Regions from separate parts of the Homo sapiens genome. Here all the other regions are linked to region 1. The links are chromatin contacts, found by Hi-C or POLR2A ChIA-PET in ENCODE. All regions are on one chromosome and are shown on one strand. The core of a region is the stretch at or near the end of the contact, and the rest is flanking DNA. Distances in the headings are between cores, read along the strand shown. Region 1 overlaps SHQ1 (SHQ1, H/ACA ribonucleoprotein assembly factor). Region 2 overlaps LINC00877 (long intergenic non-protein coding RNA 877). Region 3 overlaps PDZRN3 (PDZ domain containing ring finger 3).

What was found. Hi-C counts contacts between places; a loop is a spot of excess contacts on that map. ChIA-PET counts read pairs that join two places held with the same protein, here RNA polymerase II (POLR2A). Pooled maps may share reads with other maps.
Region 2: a pooled map shows a loop between it and region 1 (12-fold over the local background). The contact joins two enhancer-like sites. A Hi-C loop is called at or near these places in 11 of 37 single-sample maps with no recorded cell type and 6 of 50 pooled maps. POLR2A ChIA-PET finds 5 or more read pairs at or near these places in 1 of 52 experiments (OCI-LY7).
Region 3: a loop to region 1 is called in a map with no recorded cell type, with 12 times the contacts of the local background. The contact joins two enhancer-like sites. A Hi-C loop is called at or near these places in 5 of 37 single-sample maps with no recorded cell type and 5 of 50 pooled maps.

What each region holds. Positions count from the first base shown.
Region 1 is chr3:72,754,252-72,758,717 of GRCh38, reverse strand. The region is part of intron 10 of SHQ1 (SHQ1, H/ACA ribonucleoprotein assembly factor); the gene reads left to right. Among named protein-coding and RNA genes, the nearest start is that of SHQ1, 92 kb to the left of the region's middle. Within about 2 kb of position 1,602, at least 3 of the 41 ENCODE cell types and tissues checked have a DNase peak (open chromatin) inside an H3K27ac peak, as active enhancers do.
Region 2 is chr3:72,076,144-72,081,019 of GRCh38, reverse strand. All of the region lies in intron 2 of LINC00877 (long intergenic non-protein coding RNA 877), which reads left to right. Among named protein-coding and RNA genes, the nearest start is that of LINC00877, 22 kb to the left of the region's middle. RefSeq lists enhancers at 2,362-2,411, 2,532-2,661, 2,732-2,821. Within about 2 kb of position 2,524, at least 3 of the 41 ENCODE cell types and tissues checked have a DNase peak (open chromatin) inside an H3K27ac peak, as active enhancers do.
Region 3 is chr3:73,446,964-73,451,570 of GRCh38, reverse strand. All of the region lies in intron 3 of PDZRN3 (PDZ domain containing ring finger 3), which reads left to right. Among named protein-coding and RNA genes, the nearest start is that of PDZRN3-AS1, 170 kb to the left of the region's middle. RefSeq lists an enhancer at 2,504-2,573. Within about 2 kb of position 2,695, at least 3 of the 41 ENCODE cell types and tissues checked have a DNase peak (open chromatin) inside an H3K27ac peak, as active enhancers do.

The DNA.
Region 1 (4,466 bases), core at 353-2,852:
AGTGCCTGTAATCCCAGCTACTCAGGAGGCTGAGGCAGGAGAACTGCTTGAACCCAGGAGGTGGAGGTTGCAGTGAGCCGAGATCGTGCCATTGCATTCCAGCTTGGGCAATAGAATGAGACTCCATCTCGGAAAAAAAAAAAAAAAAAAGAAAAAATAGTAGCCTCAGGAGCTGTGAAAAATAAATTTATATATTTTGTTTTCTGCTACCAGTTTTTGGTGGTTTGTTATGGCAGCCTTAGGAAACTAATACAGGGAGTTTTCAGAAAATGATTCTGCTGATCCATGGACTAGATGATGTTTCTCAGAGCCTATGCCCACGAAATGGCATAAAAACCAGTTGAAATTTGTATGAGAAGTTGTGTTATTGGCCCAAACTAGATATGGTTTAAATAACTCTTTAGCTTGCAGCCTTCCTTGTGTTAAGTTAGTCGTTTCTTGTTCTTAGAGATTGAATGTTTTTGTTAATGGCTGCGCTGGAAGTGCTTCTCACTGTTATAGAATAAGAAGAGACAGCTTCAGGTTCCTCTGTGCATCCATTGGTATTTGTTTTTCTTGGCGGCTCTCAGATTCAAGATAGGAATTTCACCAGCAACTTCTACTTAAAGCCAGTGCATTACCTTTAGATCAGGCTACATACATGTGTTTTGGGCCAAGGAACCTAAAGTATGGAACTGGTTCTTTTCAATAGAGAGGAATTATGATATGTCATTATCATAAAAGCCCTTTTAAAAAAATTTAACTTTTAAGTTCAGGGACACGTGCAGGTTTGTTATATAGGTAAACTTGTGTCATGGGAGTTTGATGTACAGATTATTTTCACCACCCAGGTATTAAGCCTAGTACTTATTAGTTGTTTTTCCTGATCATCTCCCTCTACCTATCCTCCACCCTCTGATAGGCCCTGGTGTGTGTTGTTCCCCTCTATGTGTCCATGTGTTCTTATCATTTAGCTCCCACTTACAAGTGACAACATGCGGTAATTGGTTTTCTGTTCCTGCATTAGTTTGCTAAGGAAAATGGCCTCCAGCTCCATCCATGTTGCTACAAAGGACATGATCCTGTTCCTTTTATGGCTGCATGGTATTCCATGGTGTATATGTACCACATTTTCTTTATCCAGTCTACCATTGATGTGCAGTAAATGCCCTTCAGAAAGTTGAAGCCGGGCTCAGTGGCACGTACCCGTAGTTCCACCTACTTGGGAAGCTGAGGCAGGAGGGCTGCTGAGGCCAGTAGTTCAACATTGTATTGTGGTATTACTGCTCCTTTGACTACTGGTCTCCAGCCTGGGCAATGCAGTGAGACCCCATCTTTCAAAAAAAAAAAAAAAAAAGGAAAGAGAAGAAATTTGATCTACTGTTTGGTCCCAGATAGAACCTGAGATTGTGTGTTTTGTATGCTATGAAATTAAAAGGCCGAGTTAGCCAGTAAGCATCCAGTTTGAACTGTCTGGAATTGCCTCACTGGAGTCTTGTCCTCTGTGATCAATTGTGGGCTCTAGTCTCAGTATGTCATGCCTGGCAGGCTTCTAGGTTTGGGCAGAGGAAATGAAACCTAGTCGGTTACTCTGAGATTTATAGTAGACCTGCTATTGCAGGAAGTGGTGAAAAGTTGATTGATAGTTTGAGACAAAACTCTACAGCAAAAAAACAGGATGTATGCTTTCCATTTATACCCAGTTCCCCCTGCCCCTACATTTCAGGCTCCTTTTGCATTTTGTTTTGGTTGCTTCATAAGGCTGCGGAGGCTTTCCCCCTCCTACAGTCACCAAATGTAAAATAATTGAGGAAATTTTGTATCAGCTTAGCCATAGTAAAGGCAAGTACTTTCTGCTGTTGCAATTACTCTTTCGTGGTAGTTACATGTAGCATAACTTGTCTGCAGTCTTTAAAGAGAAATTCTCCAAATAGGATATTATTTCACATATGCAGAAAGAATGAAAGGTCTTTTTTAAGTTACATTGTAGGATTACATTTCCAGTAACTTTCTAAGAAAAATCTATTTTGAGTGTGGTTTTATTAAAATATGACAGCAGTGGTATCCAATTGTCTCTTTTAAATGCAGCGTCTCTTCATTCTATAATAAATATATTCTTAACAGGTAGGTGATCCTCACTTAGATATAAAACATGTAACTAGCCAGGCATGGTGGCTTACTCCTGTAATCCCCAGCACTTTGAGAGACCAAGGTGGGTGGATCACTGTGAGGTCAGGAGTTTGAGACCAGCCTGGCCAACATGGCAAAACCCCATCTCTACTAAAAATAACAAAAATTAGCCGGGCGTGGTGGCGCATGCCTGTAATCCCAGCTACTCGGGAGGCTGATGCAGGAGAATCACTTGAACCAGGGAGGTGGAGGTTGCAGTGAGCTGAGATCGCTCCACTGCACTCCACACTCCAGACTGGAAGGCAGAGTGAGAGTCTGTCTCAAGAAAAACCTAACCAGACAAACAAAAAACATATACTATAACTAGTAACTCAGCCTATGTGTTTGTTGAGAGTATCAAAATGTACCATGCCCAGGGCTGCCGCTCATGCCTGTAATCACAGAACTCTGGGAAAGCCAAGGTGGGAGGATCACTTGAGCCCAGGAGTTGGAGACCAGCCTGGGCAACATAGGGAGAACCTGTCTTTACAAAAAATATAAAAATTAGCTGGGTGTGGTGGCATGTGCCTGTAGTCCCAGCTACTCAGGAGGCTGAGGTGGGAGGATCACTTTTGCCCAGGAGGTCAAAGCTACAGGGAGCGCTGATTGCACCACTGCACTCCAGAGCCCAGGCAATAAAGCGAGAACCTGTCTCTAAATAAAGAAATAAATAGTACCTGATGTTTGTAAGAGTGGTTATCTAATAATGCCATTTGACCAAGCTTTTGGACATGAACTAGCCTAGTCAGTTTTGAGTACGACAGAGAAAAACTACTACCTACCTTAAGTGAGCTGCTTTCTGAAAAGGTAAGTCTGTTACAAAAGTAGATTGTGTAATTGACAAGGAGTGGCAGATTAGAACCAACTCTAATTGTACTAGTGGTTGAAAAAAACAAAACAGCTACTCTTTCATGGCTTAATTTTTTTTCCCTACAGGAATAATTTCCCTTTTTGTGAACAGTGATTGCTAGGTTATCTGTGCTAAGTAATTGAATAAAAACAAACCCAACTTTAATTCCTCAGACTACTGGGGCACATTCTACACCAATGCTATTTTGAAATTTTAATCAGTTTTTATCCTAGCATTCTTTAAGAATGGGAGAGAGTTCAGAATGTTTCTTTTATTAAAGTTTCTTTCAGAACTTTAGTATTAATTTAGGAAGCTAGCCAGCTTGAGGTATTAAAGGTGGGATAATAAAATAGAAATGAAGCTTGGCAAAGGATCAAAAATCAATTTATCTGTCTATCTATCTATCATCCATCCATCTATCCATCCATCCATCCATCCATCCATCTATCCATCTATCCATCCATCCATCCATCCATCAACTTATTGTATAACCTGGTAATTTTAAACATAATATAATGCCGAAAGTGAAAAACTTTTTCCTGAAGGATAAAAGTTCGCATCAGCTGGTTACAGGCAGGAGTTCCTGTTTGGGCCCCTGGACTCAGCTTCACCACTTTTCTGCCTGTTACACTTGTTACTTTCAGTCCCCCTGTGTGTGGGGTATGCTTTCTGAGAAGAGCCAGGATTCTAGGGGAGGAGCTTTGGAATTCCACATTTCTACTGTTATAAAAGACAGGACACAATATCTGTATAGTAGACAATAACAAAGATCCAAATAATATCAACTTGAGAATTGGCATGTTTAATATATTCAGCAATATTCACAAAAATGATTCAAATTTTACCCTTGTTTTCTAAACCTCCATAGATGATGCTTATATGTATACTTCATTTAACATTGTTAAGCTAAATATATTAGTCACAGTTCCTTTGGAGGATTCTGGGCTTTGTGCAAGTCAGAACTTGCTCAGTTGGAAGATGCTGAGTGGAGCTCAAGTTAGGAAGAAGTAAAGAATGTGGCCTTAAGAAAGGACACTTTGGCCAGGTGCAGTGGCTCATGCCTGTAATCCCAGCACTTTGGAAGGCCTAGGCGGGCAGATCACCTGAGGTCGGGAGTTCAAGACCAGCCTGACCAACATGGAAAAACCCTGTCTCTACTAAAAATATAAAATTAGTCGGGCATGGTGGCTCATGTCTGTAATTCCAGCTACTCGGGAGGCGGAGGCAGGAGAATCTCTTGAACCCAGGAAGTGAAGGTTGTGGTGAGCCGAGATCGTGCTGTTGCACTCCAGCCTGGGCAACGAGAGTGAAAATCCATCTCAAAAAAAAAAAAAAGAAGAAGAAAAAGAAGAGAAGAACACTTTGCAGAGCCTGTATATTCATGGGAGGCCCTTTGGTGGAACGGGAAGAGGGCTGGAGTTTTGAGGCTTGGGTTTCCAGTCGTGACCGCCCCTTGTTGGCTGAGTGA
Region 2 (4,876 bases), core at 1,275-3,774, 680 kb after region 1:
AGCCTGCCACCTGAGGCTTCATCTACATGATAAACCTTGGTGTCTACAATGCCTTATCACAACCCAGACATTCCTTCTGTTGATCCCAGGTCTTTAGATAATAACTCTTTCAACCAAATGCCAATCAAAAAGTCTCTGAATCTGCCTATGACCTGTGAGCGCCCCCGCTTCCAGTTGTCCTGCCATTCCAGACCGAACCAATACACATCTTACATGTATTGATTGATCTTCTTATGTCTCCCTAAAATGTAGAAAACCAAGTTGTAGCTCAACCACCTTGGGCACATGTTCTCAGGATCTCCTGAGGGTTGTGTCACAGGCCATTGGTCACTCATGTTTGGCTAGAATAAATCTCTTCAAATATTTTACAGAGTTTGACTCTTTTTGTTGACACACCTTTGGGCACCAGAAGAGAGAAATCACTGTTTCCTTGGACGGCCCTAAGATGTGATGATGTGAGTGAAGGATGCAGTTCACCCAACCCCATAAATGAATGGAGTCCTCTTGTAAGAGGGAATCAGCCCCAACCTACAGAGAAAAGAGAAGCTAAGTCTATGCAGGGGAGGGAGAAAGGGGGAAAGGAAGGAAGAAGAGATGGGGAGGGAGGAAGGGACAGTGGAAAAGAGGAAGGCAAGGGGAGGGAAAAGAGATCCTTGTCATTCGATTCACTAGCATCCCAAGGCTAATACCACATTCAAATTTTCACTCGCATGAGTCAAAAAAACTTCCCCATTTTACTTAAGCTTTGAGTTGGTTTCTGGCACTTTTAACTGAAAAGGTCTGAATAATAAAGTTCATCAATCCACTTGTAACCTAACTTCTAGAATTCAGGTTGTGCTGGGAAATTGCTAATTCAAAACTCAAGTGCCTACATCAGCGTGGGAAGGAGTCCTTTGGAGCTGTCTGAAATTTCAGGGCATTGTCCCCATTGGAAGCTTTGAACATTACACTTAGAAATGCTAATGAGAAAGAGAGAAAAGAGGGAGAGAGAGAAGGTTTAACCAATTTTCAAAAGCCAAAGTCAGTCTTTTTAGGAGAGAAAGGGGAAGAAAAAGGGATGGAAGACACTGGGAGTGTTTTTAGTGGCTGAGACAATGGAGGGTCTTCCTTACCAGGTAGTGAGGAATTTTTCCTACAAAAAAGACACGAGTGGCTTTTGTATTTGTAGACAGGACTAACCCTCCTGGGGGTGAGCTGATCAAGGTGAAATTATATAACCTATACAGTTAACTAAAGTGAATTCATCTCCATGCCCTCAGCAAGAAGAGTGAAAAAGAGGGCTGACATGGTGTTGGTTCTGCCCATCCTCACCTGCAAGGGGCATGTGAGAGCTGAAGTAATCAGATTTACTTCCTACCTCTCACGGTGCAAGCACCTCACTGTGCTAGTGGGCATTTGAAGGGATTTTCCAAATGCACCTTTAACTGTACACAATTTTCATCTTTGTAGAAATTTAGAACCCGACTCCCTAAATAACATGAGACATCACCATCACAGGCCTCATATTACAAGCCTGTACAGAGGGTGTGTGTGTGTGTATGTGTGTGTATGTGTATGTGTGTGCATATGTGTGTGTCTCAGAATATATCTGATGGTTATTTGAAGCTCAGTATTAATAAGCTATATAATAACTGGGTTCTATAGTATTTGAAATCAAAATCACTTTTAGATTCCTCTAGGCTCTTGTAAATGATAAGTACATCAAAATGCCTTGTGATGGCCTTCTGGGAAAAAATCCTCTCAGCCCAATTTACCAGGCAACTTTTATCCCATTGAATAAACTCGAGGCTCTAAGGCAGTGACTCTGCCATCAACAACATATATGAAAGCCTGCACTTTGTGGTTGGTCTGTTTTGTGTGAGGTGGGCACTTGCTGTTCTACTTGCCCAGTGGCACTTTTTAATTGGAATGATTTTTATTTGGTCTGATTTCCTGAAATAGAATACATCGCCTGCTTTAGAAACCCCAGATAGTCTATCAGCACAGACAGCAAATTGTCCTGGGGTTCTTGGCTTAGCTGTTTGTGGGGAGAAAGACTGCTGGGCAGGGTTTTGGCAGGGGGCAGTTGTAGCATATTCAAATCAGATATTGAAACAGTTTGTGTGTGTTTAGGAAGTAACCACAAATTTGACATGCCACCTCCACCCCAAACCCCAAACTGGTTCCATTCCAACAGGCAGTAGTCTCAAAGACTCTCTTAAATGGTTCATTTCTTCCTATTTACAACTCCCACAGTGAGCTGTTTTTTTAAGGGGAAATCAGTTTCTATGAACATCTAGGGCCCTGAGTGGGTCTTTGCTCTTTATTTGTCCTGCTTTGTTTAAACCAAAGAATACCTCAAGCCAGTAACCAGGCGAGCAGGGGCCTGTGACAGGCATGGTCACCTGAAATCCATTTATGCACAGGGATTGAAGGAGCAATCATATTCTAAATAAGGCTAATGAAGCTTTTTGTGAAAGCGCCAAAACCCACACACAAACGTCACCCTTGGCGTGTTCTCATTTCCACGGAGCAAAAGCAAAGGGGAGAAGGCTTACTGGGAAGCTGCCGCTGGCACATAGAATTAAGCAAAGGCTGTCCCATAGGTGTGCACAGCGGGCTTCTTTTCAGAGGGAGGATGAGGAGGAGGCAATGTGGTTCTTGCATACTAAGGGACTCAGTGTACTGCTCTAGGTGTGATTTTTCTTTTCTGTCACAATTGAGCCCAGTTTGAATTTCTCCCCTTACTTTCTTTTGGTTCACTCTTTTCCTTCATGGTAATCTTGCTGCTTAATGACCCTGGCCCCAGGCTTCCAAGGTAACTTGCCAAGAAGTTCAAGTTTACTTCTGAAGTCCATGGCTCTCACTTCCTCTTCCTTCGTCCCTCACCGCTTCTCACTTTTCTCCTCACACCTCCCGCACAACATCTGAAATATTCACTACCTCCAAGCGGCCCCGCTTTTGCAACCCACCCAAGCCTGTCATTTGTTTAAACGCTACTACTTATTTGGGTTTTGGCTCTGGGCCAGTCATCAGCAAACATTTTCTGAAAAGGGTTAGATAGTAAATAGTCTCAGCTTTTGAGCCACACTGTCTCTGTTGCAACCCTTCACTCTGTTATATCATGTAAATAGCCATCAACAATATGTAAATGAACAGGTAGGTGTGTCTGTGTTGCAATAAAACTTCATTTACAAAAAGAGGCAATAGGTTTGATTTGGCCTGATGGTCAAATGGAGTGAGTCCATGTGACATATGCAGGAAACTCACAAGGCTTTTAAGAATGGTATGTGCCCCAAAACACTGCCAGCTTGACCTGAAAGGGACAGAGAGAACAAAATGAAAGAAGGTTGTCAGATCACCAAAATTCTACAGACAGGAAACAGGTGGGTGAAACTACAGCTGCAAACAAGTATTACCCTTTATGAAGAAGGAAAGATGACTGTGAGAGCAGACCTTATAGGCTCTGAAGGCAGAGCTGAGAGCCATGCCTTGAAACCTAATGGAGTTTTTCTGGTTGGATTTAGAAAACATTTGGGACCAGGGACTCTTTTTTTTCTTTCCTTCTTCTCTCGTTTTGAATGGGAGTGCTGTTACCCTGGTGGAGTGTGTTTCATTTTGTATTTTGGGAGCAGATAATTTCTTTGCTAGCTTCATAGGTCCACAGATAGAGAGAAATTGTGCCACACACTGGACTATACCCAGAGCTTCACCCATGCCTATATTCGATGATTTATGTGATGAGAAATGAAACTTTTGACCTGATAAGACTTAGATGAGATTTTGGATTCAGGTTGATTGCTGTAATGGGTTGGGAGTTTTTAAGAATGGGTCAATGCAGTTGAGATAGACATAAAACTTTGGGAACAGACAGCATATTTTTGCAGGTTGAACAATGGCCTCCAGGCCAGCACGGTGGCTCACACCTGTAATCCCAACACTTTGGTAGGCTGAGGAAAGAGGATCACTCGAGCCCAGGAGTTCAAGACCAGCCTGGGCAATATAGTGAGATACTGTCTCTTTTTAAATTAAATAATAATAATAATAATGGCCCTCCAAAGATGTCCATATCCTAATCCCTGGAACCTGTGAATATATTACTTTCCACTGTAAAAGGAATTCTGCAGATGTGATTATGTTGAGGGTCTTGAGATGGGGAGGTTATCCTGGTGGGCCCAATGTAATCAGAAGAGTCCTTGTGAGAGATCAGCAGAAGCATCAGAATCAGAGAGAGAAGATGTAAGGATGGAAGCTGAGGTCAGAGAAAAGAGAAGATGCCACACTTCTGGCCTTGAAGCTGGAAGAAGGGACCACAAGCCAAGGAATGCCGGCAGTCTCTAGAAGTTGGACAAAGCAAGGAAGCAGATTTTCCCCTAGAGCCTCCAAAAGGAAGATAGGCTGACACCTTGATTTTAGCCCAGTATTTTTATTCCAGAACTATAGGATAATAAATTCACATTGTTTTAAGCCCACTGTGTTTGTCGTCTGCTGTGGGAAGTCAGGGACCCCAAATGGAGGGACCGGCTGAAGCTGTGGCAGAAGAACATAAATTGTGAAGATTTCACAGACATTTATCACTTCCCCAATCAATACTCTTATAATTTCCTATGCCTGTCTTTACTTTAATCTCTTAATCCCATCATCTTCGTAAACTGAAGATATATGTCACCTCAGGACCCTGTGATAATTGCATTAACTGCACAAATTGTTTGTAAAACATGTGTGTTTGAACAATATGAAATCTGGGCATCCTAAAAAAGAACAGGATAACAGTGATTTTCAGGGAACAAGGGAGATAACCATAAGATCTGACTGCCTGTGGGGCCAGGCAGAACAGAGTCATATTTCTCTTCTTGCAGAAGGCGAATAGGAGAAATATCGCGGAATTCTTTTCCCA
Region 3 (4,607 bases), core at 1,446-3,945, 690 kb before region 1:
TAGTGACCCTGTTTGGCACATCTTTGCACCATGACCAAAGTGACAGACTTTGGTCTCTGTTGGACTAATCAGTGTGTTCTCTGATCCATGACATATGTTCCCTGTAGACATTTAAAGTCAACATATTCAGCACTTGTGGTCTGGCAGGTCAGAGTTATTAACTGAGCTGATAGACTGGTTTGGATATTTGCATCCAAAAGACTTTCCTCCTCATCCTCTAACACATAGAGCCACACATCCACTCCCAACAACACAAATATTGACTGTACCAATCATTTATTAGCAGTAAAAATTTGAGAGCAATTATTTTTTTACTGCGCTTGCCCTGAAAGACACCATTAATTACTATATTGCCTGTGGATGTGAGCCAGTTTCGGTGTCCCAGGGGCCTGCTCCCCACCCGGAAGAAGTATTTGCAGCTCCGAGGAACACAGCATAGGATGTCATCTGGCAAGCAGTGCACTGACATTGTCTTCTGAAGTGAGATGTCAAGACTGTTTCTGCCATCCTATTGGATTCCTCCTGACTTGCAGTTTACAGGTCAGGATTGGCGGTGACGGTAGGTTTCCCCAATGGCCTGAAAACTCCAAATAGAGGTGGGTGTGGGTGAAATTTGAGATGTGCCAGCTTTTTTTTTTTTAAAGAGCATGAGAAATATTCCAAATCATCCTAGAATAATTATCAGCGGAAGAACTTTTTTGATTGTTGATTCTGCAGGTCTCATCCAGAGGGTGAAAAGAATTAAGGCTTCTGATGGGCAGCACCAGCCAGTCTGCCTTTTCAGTTCTGATCTTTCAAAGGCAGGTGTGATGCAGAGATAGTAATGGTGCTGTTGGATGGTTTTCCTCCTCTTCCTACTCTAGTTAGCAGAAATGCAAAAATGCCTTTTGGAATTTAAACTTGTACCCTAAACCAGTTTGACCACATTTTTTGCTCAATTTGGAAAATCACACAAGCTATTTGGAATGTATGTATGTATTTATTACAAGTGGGCTATTCCTTTATTAAAAATATACTGATTAGATGTATAGCATGTCCTCCCTGCTAAAAAGAAAATGAATCGTGACTTATTAATGTGCCTGATTACGTGATAGGCCTCGATATCTATTGGCTGCACTGATCAGCTTGAGCCTAGCTCTTACCACACCTTTTGTATTTTGTGTGTGTATTGATTATGATGCCAATCTGCACATCCATGAGCAATGTCACCCATTTTTAAATATAACTTGGAGAATAGCTAAGTAGTATGTTTAACAAGGGCTTGAGAATGTTTAGTACGCTCTATAGGGTAAGGAAGAATTGCTACTGAGAAGGCATATGGGATCAGTGGCATGTCAATGTAGAACACAGTAATGTAGAATGGACTGGCATCATGAGAGGGAAGCCTCTCTCACATTAAATATAAAAATATCTTAGGAAACATTTTCCAAAAACCAATGCTGTTAGAACTTGCAGTGGAACTGGGCTGACTTATTTTCTTCCTTCAGAGGTCTTTAATTAATAAAAAGAGAACTGAGAGTAAAGGAAAAGGCACAGTCCATCCAGTGCCTCCTAAGGACCCTTCTCATCATCGTCCTCCAGAGGAGGTACCTATGGCGTGTGCTGCCCAGCTGTTGGTGGTTGGGAGTGTGAATCAGACTGAGACTCTGTCTAGGGGTGCTGGTTTGAGTTTTTTAAGTCAATTGCCTCATCTACGTAAAGCATGCAGTTAGAACAGGCTTTTCTTACACCCCAGACTGAAGCATTTTTTAGTCGAGAAGTCAATTTAAGGGAGGCAATATATTCTTTTGCAGCCTGTGCCATAAGAATAAAAGTCCAGGCTGCCACTTATTACAGTTTAACTGAATGATGGATTCTAGCCTGTTTTAATTAAATTACATATTCAATTATTTTTGTTTGAAATTAAAAGCTTGATTATATTACCGAATGCTATGTAATTTTACACGCGTTGTTCGCTTATTTAACAGTGAGGCGTGGGATATGATTAACAATGTGGCTGCCAGTAGAAAGAAGCAAAATAATTATTTGTTCAATATACAAGTCCTCATCATGATTCAGAAATCAATATGCATCCACGGAGGATTTGCTCGCACTGTGGATTATGGAACTCAGTGTGGCCTTCCCTCATTTCCCTATGAATGTAAAACCTGGAGACTTTGGTTCACCAGGCAGGTTTTTATTTCCCTCTCTCTCTTTTTTTTTTTAAAGACTGATGTTTAACTACAGCCGTTGGGACTTAAATCAGAGCATCCAGTGCCCGAATATGAATATTAATCAGATGCCAGGCCATGGAGTTCCTCGCCGAGTTTGACAGTTTAAAGGATCAGTTAGTTAATTAGAAGATGACATGGCACGCTGGGTCCCAAGGCTCTGTCCTGCCTTCTGTCTCCTCTTTTCATTTCCCTTTTTGACAAGTTGGATTACATCATTACTTGTAGTTTCACTTGTTAGCCCCACCATGAAATGAGAATATTTTATGCTTTAATTATCTGTGATTTCTTCCCCCTTTCTCTGCAAAGACCAGGCTTAAAATGAAACTCAAAGAAACATAAGAATCAGAGGTTCAAAGTCCCATGAAAATCAGTCTTGTGACTCCAACCATGCCACACACCACATTGCAGTGAGAAATAGAAGGTTTGTGGTAGCATGAGAAACTGGGTTGTGGTAGTCATGGTGACTGGTTTTAAATATAAAAGGTGCCTGTCCTGACTTTCGTGCCACAAGTACAGATGTATCACACCAGGTGTTTCCATGGCTTCTCTGGCTTGAGGTGTTACATACTGTGAATATCCTCAGGGGTAGCCACAAATTATTCTGGCCTATGTTTCTTGCCCACCCTAGTAGCTAAATGCACCCCAATGTCTGAACAATTCTGTTCTAAATGTTTTTTTCTTGCCATGATATTGCTCACTTGTGAAGCTTCTATTAAATAAAGTTTACATGTGGTCTGTATAGCAGCTTAGTCCCCAGGAAAAAAAAACAAGATTGAGATTAGTGTTTAGCTCTTCAAATGAAGGTTTTTCTGATGCCCTAAGTAGAATTAACTCTTCACTCCTTTCTCCCCATCTACTCTGCAGACAGCTGCTGTGGCACATCTAAAGTTTAATTACACCAGACGCTGAGCTATACAAGGGATGGAACTAGGGTTCAGCATCATCCCTAGCAAACATTAAAAGTGAAAATGTAAAAAAGAAAGGAAGAAAACTAAAATCTACTGAGCATTTACCATTAATGCTGCAAGCCAGCCACTTCACTGAGTAACTCTGTATGAGTAATTTCTCATTAGTCTTCACAACAATCGTAGGTGGTTAGAAGAAAAAATGAAGACTTGGGAAGAATCTTGCCAGGTCACAATGGCATGTGCTAAAGAAGCTGAGCTGGGATTTGAAATTAGGCAGTCTGATCCCAGATTCCCCTCCTGTGCTGAATCTCACATGGTAGGTGCTTATTTACGGGTGATGAAAGAGAAGGATGTTTTTGGTTGTCAGAGGGCATTTCTAATAGGTTGAACTCCCACTGGCAGTATATGGAGACAGAAGAGAGGTGGGAAGAAGAAAATGTGTGTGCTAGATATGATCCTTACTACTGGAAAAGCTATGATATTTAGGGCATATCTATATTTATGTAGAATGCAAGAGGAAAAGGAGCTAGCAGGCATTACCAGAGGGATCTGGGTAGATGAGGAATGTATACTATGAAAGGACCAGGGAAGAGTTAAGAAGGAGTGTAGAGTCAACAGGGTCAGGTGTTACAGGGAAGGTCAAGGCAGGTGGTGGTCTTTAGGAGAAAGAACATCAACATGGTTAACAGAAGGCTGGGGCCACATCTCAGTTCCGCCGGTAAGTAATCTTTTTGGACTGCAACTGAATTATCTCTAAAGCCAGTGGAGGTAAATCTTGAACTATGGACCTCCACGTCCTCCTATTTAGATAGTTTGAATGGAGGACTTACAACAAGCTCTTGGTTGCGGCAATTGGGAGGTCATTATGACCCCAGATGGGACAGCTATAGTAGTGTGTGTTCGGCTATGGAGGAAGGATTGCAGAGGGCAAACCAAAGAGAATGGGTGGAGGTGAGAAAGAAGAGAAGTTAAGTGTAGACTGCTCTATGGAGGAACGTGTCAGCAAAAGGAGGGAGAGGGAGAAGACTGGGGAGTGGCAGATTTGGGAGCCTTCAGAATGTCTTGAGAAACCTCTGTCGGCCTGGAGAGGGAGGAGACAGGCAACAGGAAGCTAGGACAGACAGCACGAGTGGGAGGGATGGAGGTCTGGGAGAGCCTTGAGTCCGAGGGCACGAGGCTTCGATTTCCTGCACAGACTAAGAGAAGCAGTGCAACTGAAGGGAGGGCAGAGCAAGGTTTTGCAGTTGAAGAAGGGGCACAAAGTTTGTTTCTCCACCATGAAAATAATTTGGGGATGGGAGTGAATACAGAGACAAATAAATGGATTGCAAAATTATATATATTAGATCTAATATATATATCTAATATATATATATATATATTGCAATTCTTTATATATATATATATAGTCAAGAGGTTGGCCAGAAGCAGGGAAGGTTCAGCTCACGTCCATCCGAATTAGTCAGGAATCCTTCCATATCATTGT